Linked DNA regions of Homo sapiens: region 1 is linked to region 2. Evidence: read pairs that join two places in POLR2A ChIA-PET (ENCODE). Cell type or tissue: MCF 10A. All regions are shown on one strand. Region 1 overlaps ANK2 (ankyrin 2). Region 2 has its middle 290 kb from the start of MIR8082.

Region 1 (4,000 bases), 380 kb before region 2:
TGAAAGGCTTAAAAAAGTGGGAAAACATGGCGAGATGTTTTTTTGTCACTCTGGAGACTGCAGCGAATGGGAAAATCTGGAGACAGATTTTACCCAGGGAGCTGTAGTGCTAGGGAGACATGATATGGAAATGAACTAAGATGTAGCAGTATGTGTAGGAAGAATAGGGAAATTAGTCTGCTCAGGCCACTGAGGGGACATGGGAGTGAAATGGAGGGGGCGGAGGGGAAACAAGAGTCCAAGATGGCCCCTTGGTGTGTAGTGCTGGTGATTTGGTGGCTGGTGGTACTAGCAACTGACCTAGCTAATGGTAAAGGAGGAGCAGGTACAGAGGGGAAGATACTGGGTCCAGATTTTCACATGTAGGTCCTAAAGTTTCTGATGGAAAAGTCCAGCAAGCATTTGAAGTGTAACACTTGGGAGGAAGGTCAGGACAGATAGAGTTTTAGGAACCATCAGCATGGTGAGGTTGAAATCACGAGTAATAAAATCCCTCATAGGTGGAGGACAGAGTCTTGGAATGACATCTACAGTTACAGCGAAAGCTAAGAAGAGGTCTTCAGGTTGGAGGCAAAGAAGGTAGAAGAGCTCCTGGGAGGACTGGAAAAAGAACATGCTCATGTTTTTGCCCCCAGAGATGATTTCCTCACACATGTGTGCCAATATTAGATTTTAAGAAGTATTCTTCTTAGGTTGCACTTTACATATGTGGCCCCAAGCATGAGTCTAAAGTTGCTAGTGTTCCAAAACTTCAGGCAGGCCACATGGCCAAGGTGAAAATAACTAGTCACATGTTTCTCTCTGGTTAGGTGGAGCAAGCTTACTCTTGCTAATACTGATCACACAGTCACTATGTTCCCGGAGCCACTCAGTAATGCTGGCATTTTTCCTAAGGATGCTCTTAAAAGTCTATTTATCTAGTTCCTGGGATCATTTGGATAGCCATTCCCAAAGAAAGCCAAAACATAGCATCTCTCTCTATGGCATTTTTATTTCTTTCTCATTAGTTTCCCCCTGAGTGTTGGAAAGATGTAGGTTGATAGCCACATCTTTGCAACAATCACTATTGCCTTGATGAGCACATAAGTTTTTCCTGCCCTTATGAGTGAATTTCTTCTACACAATGAAACAATTGTGGAGATACACAAAAATGGAAACAATTAGTTTTGTCTAAACTTGCTGTGCTGCATATAAGTGATGATATAAATTATGAAGATAGTGACTTTGTTAAGTTTAAATGATTTGGATACTGGAAGTCCTTGGAGGATCTTTAAGCGTATGTTACCCTTGTTTGCTTGTACCATTGAATATGTTGTGAATGTCATACAAACTCACATCCCATACAAACTTTGGAAAATTTCAACTTTAAAACATATAATGAAAAGCAAATAAAAATACCTAACACCATTTGAATACTTGATTAGAAAATTGTACAGCGAAGCACTTAAATGTAATTTTTAGATTACAGATGTAAAGTTGATATCACATAAGGATAAAGAGAATGATTAGAAATGACTCACATGATTGTATGTTTGCATTACAGAGAGAAATGACATGGCTAAGAGTCAAAAACTGTAGACAATAAAGATAATAAACTGCCACTTTAGGTTTAGGGAAACAAAAAAGGTATGAAGTCAAATAAGAGATGTTAGACGGAACAGATTAAGGAAGTTAGAGCTGGGCATGGTGGCTCATGCCTATAATCTCAGCACTTTGGGAGGCTGAGGCAAGAGGATCGCTTGAGCCCAGGAGTTTGAGACAAGCCTGGGCAACATAGTGAGACCCTCATCTGTACAAAAAGTTTTCAAAATTAGCTAGGCGTGGTGGTGCATGCCTATAGTCCCAGCTACTTGGGAAGCTGAAGTGGGAGGATTGCTTGAGCCTGGGAGGTTGAGGCTGCAGTGAGCCATGATAGGGCTACTGCACTGGGCAACACAGCGAGACCCTGTCTAATGAAAAGAAAAGAAAAGAAGAGAAAAGAAAAGAAAAGAGAGGAGAGGAGAGAATTAGAAATGAGGATCAAAGTCCTGGAAGTAAAAGGTGAGGTAAGCACAGAAGAGATTCTGTAGAACAAGGAGAGAGCTGCTGGGCAGGTAATCAGTGAGGAGAGGAGAACGCACAAGGTCAGAGAGAAATGAAGAGAAGAACATTTATGCCCTAATTAGTGAGCAATTTGTTATAAAACAGCTTTGCCACCTGGAGAGTAGAATTTAAAAATTTATTGGCACGAACTACCAAATCAGCCAAATTAGAGCAGGCCATCTTCCAGGTCTCCAGCACAGGCTACAGTGGACAGTGTGCAATAGCAACCCTTGTCATGAAGGCGGAGAGAAGAGGAAGTGTACTTCAGGAAAGCACGGGCTAATCCAATCAACGAAGATCAGCATAAGGTCATAAGAGTTCCATGTTGCAATCAGTCTTTTAAAAGCCAAAATTACCTTTTGCCTTTGGCACTGCTATCTGATACCTTAAATGGAGTATTTTGCTACCAAATGAAACTAAATAGGACAAGAAAGAGCTGCTCATCTCTTTATTGCACCATCATTGATACTAAACTTTTCCACAAAAGGGTAATGTTTCTCTTTAACCTCAGGGGCACATGTGAGTCATTGCTCTTTCAGATCCTAACTATCCAGTGATATCTATTAAGTCACCACTTGTACCTTTAACACAGTTTCTATTCAGTCCTCCTGGCCTCCCGCAAGGACTGCATTAGTCTAGTCAACCAGTAGTGCTGCTGCCGAAGTTACCTATTCTTCATGCTTGACTCTAAGAACCTCTTCCTTTCTTTCTTCTTGTTTTCTAGGCATAGGGATTTCCAGCTTTACAACATGCTATGAATTATCCTCCTCTGTGTTAACACTTGTGTTAACCTCATCCGAAGTCCTGGGGGATGTCCTGTTCAACCTGCCATTTCACCCATAGTAGAGTTGGTCCACAGTGAAAAGTGGTGAAAAGACTGAAGTCTTTATACCACTTGCATATATTGTTCCTGATCCTGCGTGTACATTTCAGAGAACTGGTGAATAAACTCTCCGCTCCATGCCTTTCTGCTCAGAGAGGTTACATCTTATATTCTCCAAATTTAAATTAAAATGTAGCTTCCTTCATTTGCTTCTCTTGTTTCTTGGTATATTTTCCCTTCTTCTAGACAAAGTTGATCAGCTTTTTATTTTTTTATTTTTTGTACTCTACTGAGATCTATTCCTAGAATGCCAGCATTGTCCACCTTTATCATTAAAAAAAAGTCTGCATCATGAAACTATGAGTCCTAATTAGAAGGGTAGTGGTGATTTTCTAACCAAAAATTACTTGGCATAATTTACTCTGGGATTAATAAGTATAAATGCATTGTCCCATCTTTGAAATTTTTCTTTTACTTCTGACTAGACATGGCAACTCTGAGTTTGAATCCAAACACAAATGTACTTACTTGAATTTCCTGGTTTTGGTCCATCATAAAAGCAATAAGTTTGACAGGAAGACAGCCTATCAGTTTGCCCTACAAGTCTTATCAGTATAACTTTGGAACCAACCAATCCAACACTCTTTATTTTGTTGGGTAGCAACTACTCCTGCTTGTTCACCCGACATTACATTTTCTTCCAGCAAAGATCCATCAACCTTATTCCCTTGTGTGACTTCCCTGATTTCACTCGTGGCTGCCATTAAATGCACTGTGTCTTTTGAAAACACTTAAACACTAATTAAATTAATTTATGGTATATGTCATTAGTATCCCATTTTGCCTTGGTCTTTTCTGCCCAAAACAATAAGCCCCCGAGACATTCAAAATGCTTGTGTTTAGTTGCTTAGTAAATCCTTAGTATCCATCATAACATCAAATCTTGATGACAGTAATGGTGATGGATAAAGGAGAAAATTACACCCCAGAGAAGTTATGAGTCAAGAATGTCTAGTTAGATTTACTTAGAACAAAGTAACAGACAAGATAAAGCCCTAAGAATAAGTCTGGGTTCATTTTAAATTGAGATGACAA
Region 2 (4,000 bases):
AAAAAAAAAGTGTTGTGACATCATTCCTCTGAGAGCTAATGGACAATGTGCTTGAATATTTTTGTGTTTGAAAATTTTTTAGTTTTCATTTTTTTAAATGGCAAATATCAATAAATATAACCTACACAGAGAGAAGCTTTATGAGGTTATGAATTACATTTAGGAGTGTAAAGTGGTCCTGGGACGAAATTGAGAAACACTGCTCTAGGTTTCATAAATTCATCCTGTTTCCATTCCAGTTTTTAAATGGACAATGGCTATTCCATTTCTTGGGATTTCTCACTTACAAAATTAGCTGTTAGACTGGATAGCATCTATAAGCTATCCATTTATCTGGGCTTCTGAAAATGAGGCATTTCCTTTTCTTTCTTTCTTTCTCTCTCTTTCTTTCTCTTCTTTCTTCCTTTCTCTTTCGCTTTCCTTCTTTCCTTTTTTCTTTCTCTTTCTTTTCTTTCTTTCTTTCTTTCTTTCTTTCTTCCTTCCTTCTTCCTTCCTTCTTTTCTTTCTCTCTCTCTCTCCTTCCTTTCTTTCTCTTTCTTTCTCTTTCTTTCTTTCTTTCTTTCTTTCTTTCTTTCTTTCTTTCTTTTCTTTCTTTCTTTCTTTCTTTCTTCTTTCTTTCTTTCTCTTTTTCTTCTGCTAGTACCCATATAACAAAAATAACAGCTAAGGTGGGGTTATAAAGAAAAATGGATCCTTTTGCATTCTTGTGTCATTCTCTCTGATCTATACAGTAGTTCTGAAACCGATAATTTAGGCTGAGTAGCTCTATCAGGACTTTCAAACCTAAAAGATACGTAAGAAATGAGTGTGTCGCTCTTAAAGGTCAAAATGAAGAAACAACAACAAAACTAAAACAACAGCCTCAATAGCAAGGCCCATGTATAGGAAGATCTGGGAAGAATGTAATCAGGTATAAAGAACAAGTTGAGGACAGCATCTCAGAACTAAAGCTATGAATAGCAATATTGTTCTGGAATCTCTCTCCTGTGTGGTGCCTTGCACTTGTTGCCAGAGCCAAGCATGCTGGCTTAAAAAAGCTGCAGATGACTGGACAGTACAAAGGACCCTGGACATGAAATGAAGAAACCTGGATTTGTGATAAAATTTCGCCACTAAGTTAGCTTAGGTATGTAATTTTATCTTTCTGGTAATTTCTGCACTATAAATCATAACTGTTTTTGTAAGTTAAAATGGAATGGATGACTCAGTATTTTTGCCTCTGGCAATTTCCCTAAGGAAATAAGTGTCTGTGCAAAAAATTGGCTACAAGAATTACTTAATTGGCTTATTGTTGGTAGCATAAAATAAGAAAATGTACATGTTCAACAATAGGTGATTAAATAAATTGTGTATCATTTAGATAAACAGATTCCAGTGAAGCCACTAGCCATAACAGAAGCATATTTTCTGAAATAAAATTTATTGTTTATTATATGTTGGTAAGTGAAAAAGCAAGTTACAAAAAGGAATGTATAGTATGATCTTGTATTTTTTGTGTTTATGTAATTGGGAGAACAGGATACCCCCTTTTCTGTATGCAGATGAAGAATGATATGAACAAAAGATACTCAGCATTTCAAAATCTCTCTTATAAAATCATCATTAAAAGTATATAGTGCTCCATAGTTTTTCTGGTAAGCTTGAAGGGAAAGTAGAAAAGAAACCAAATACACTAAAAATGAGAGAGGACATTCATGATCATGGGACAGCCAGCAAAGTTTTTTTGTGGATGAGAAACACAATGATGGGATTAACCCAAAAGAGAAATATACTTGAAGTTTCATGTTGCTGAGACCTGGAGCTTCGAAACTCTCACCCCCTTTTTCCCTCACTTCCTTTTCACACTTTCCTGCCAAGTGGCATTATAGCATCAGCGAACGGATCACATTGAGCGAGGCCCAAGATGCTTCTCCAGCCTCGATGTCTCAACCCTGAGAATGGCTCTTGGGGAATGAGTAATAAATCAGATGGTGAAATCTCCCATGGCTAAGTGTGACTTGTTCCAAAAGTAGAGCATGTTTACTTGGATAAGTTTCAAGAAGGAGTTTTGTTGGCTAAAAAGCATGAATCTCTCAGAAGGCAGTGGAGCCAAGTTAGAAACTAGATATGATCCCAAAGTGAAATCTTCCGGGAAAGGGGCTCTCTCCTTCTGGGAACATTGTCTTTATCACAGTGCCTGTAACATAGTGGCTCCTTAATCAATGTTTCCTTTAGTTCTTATCTTCTGCCTGCAAGGAAGTTTTGTTTAATTTTGTTTTTCATCTCTACTTGCTAGCCAAATGACTCTTCGCCATTCTAAAGTGTCTCTTTTTCCATATCTCCTCATATGTACCTACATATACACGTGTGTATACATTGAGTTTTCCATCTTTTAGTAAAATGGGCCGAGTAATTTTCTTATGAACTGAAAGAGGGAAATGCAGGAATGTAAACTTGATTGTCATTTTTTAAATTAGTCCTCTTAGCCCTATGCCTTAGAGGGAGTTCTTTTCTCATGGTGTGAACAACAAAGCATCTACTTCTTTTGCTTGGGGGCAAAAGGGTACTCATGACAAGATTAAAAGAGCAAATAGGAGAGGAAGGGAAATTCTGAAAATTAATGCTTTTATAAGGCTGTGGTGACTAACCAACTCCATCTTCAGTAGAATGTCTCTGAGTCACCTATGATGAGCAATGATATTGACAAAAAGAAGCATTGTACACGTAACACCACCTAATCACAAATTACTTAGCTAAATCCTTCTTCCCACACAACAGCAATTGTTTCTTCAGACCCTGGAGGAACAGGTGCTGTGGGTGAACTAGCTGCTTGTTCTTTTGTTCACTTTGCCAGGCAGAATCAAGTGGGTGGATTGTGAATAAGATCATTGATGTTTACTTGGTTGCTAGTCGCCCCACGCGCTCACTTTCCTATTTTGCTTATTTAAAGTAATAAAACAGAAAAGCAGAACTGAAGAAAATTGATCACTAAATGCGGTTTCAGGTGCTAAGCAGTCTTTTCATTGTTTTTAAAAAAATTTTCATTGAAGTTAGGGCAGGGAGAAGATAATATCATCTAAAGGTGATACAGAGCACTTCTGGCTTAACGTACCCTTCTCCCAACTGGAATTCCTACAAGAACTTTAAACTGAGTGAGACGTTTAGTTTCCTAGTCCCAAATCATTATGTGATGAAAAACTATCCAGCACTGGCTGGGCACATCAGGAAGCTACAGCAAGAGTGAATGCAACAGCGGATGAAGTTTAGAGTTTGAAGAAAATAACAATTTCTTTCTTCATATTTTATTTTTTCACAACTCTCATTATATCCATAGAATAACAACCTTAAAGGGGACAATACAAACATAATTTATTCTGACTTTTCTTGATTCCAATGAGTTCCCAAACTCTTTCTTGAAAAAAGCAACGCAATCCAGTCTCTCTCTGTGTCCACCCTCCCCTGAACACCCATGGTCTAAAAAACAGTAGCTCATACTTAGCTGAGGGTTAGGTTCTTATCAGTCTAAGCCCAATAGTGTGTGGCCTGTGATCCAGTTCTGGGCCAATTGGGCTGCTAGGAAATGTTTCCTTGCTGAGGATGGGTTGGGGAGGTGTGGAGAAGACTTGAGCAAGCGTTCCTCTTCCAGTGGGTGTTGTCCTGTCTGGATGTGACATGAGGAACCAAGTCATGCATTTTGGGAACTCAAGGTCGCTTAACCTGGAGTATAGAGTTTCCTCTCTTGCAAGGGCAGAGCTAAAAAATGGAAAGAACCTGGGTCCTTTTTTTATGTTGTTGAAGTTACTGAAATAAACAGCCAGAGCTGACTCATCTCTCTCTTGTTGAAGTAATGTATTTTCCTTATTATTTAAGGTGTTTGGAATCTAGTTTCTGTTCCTTATGGCTTAAGAAATTCTAAATGTGTGCAATGATGGCTAAAAGTTATTTAGCTACAGTAGAGTTGTTCTTTTCTTTTTCAGTTGATTACGATGTAAGCAATATACAGCTCTTGGAATTACTCTGA

The links. Peaks named below come from ENCODE experiments on the same cell type or tissue, not always from the same donor. Only the 100,000 strongest peaks of a DNase experiment are listed, where the experiment ranks them.
Region 1: POLR2A ChIA-PET joins it to region 2 with 7 read pairs; 1 of 35 experiments calls an interaction of 5 or more read pairs at or near these places.

The regions. Positions count from the first base shown.
Region 1 is chr4:113,067,104-113,071,103 of GRCh38, forward strand. The region is part of intron 1 of ANK2 (ankyrin 2); the gene reads left to right. Among named protein-coding and RNA genes, the nearest start is that of ANK2, 19 kb to the left of the region's middle. In MCF 10A, no CTCF peak of the experiment used is centred here; a DNase peak (open chromatin) is centred at 2,498.
Region 2 is chr4:113,443,474-113,447,473 of GRCh38, forward strand. No RefSeq gene overlaps it. Among named protein-coding and RNA genes, the nearest start is that of MIR8082, 290 kb to the left of the region's middle. In MCF 10A, no CTCF peak of the experiment used is centred here; DNase peaks (open chromatin) are centred at 1,178, 1,918 and 2,728.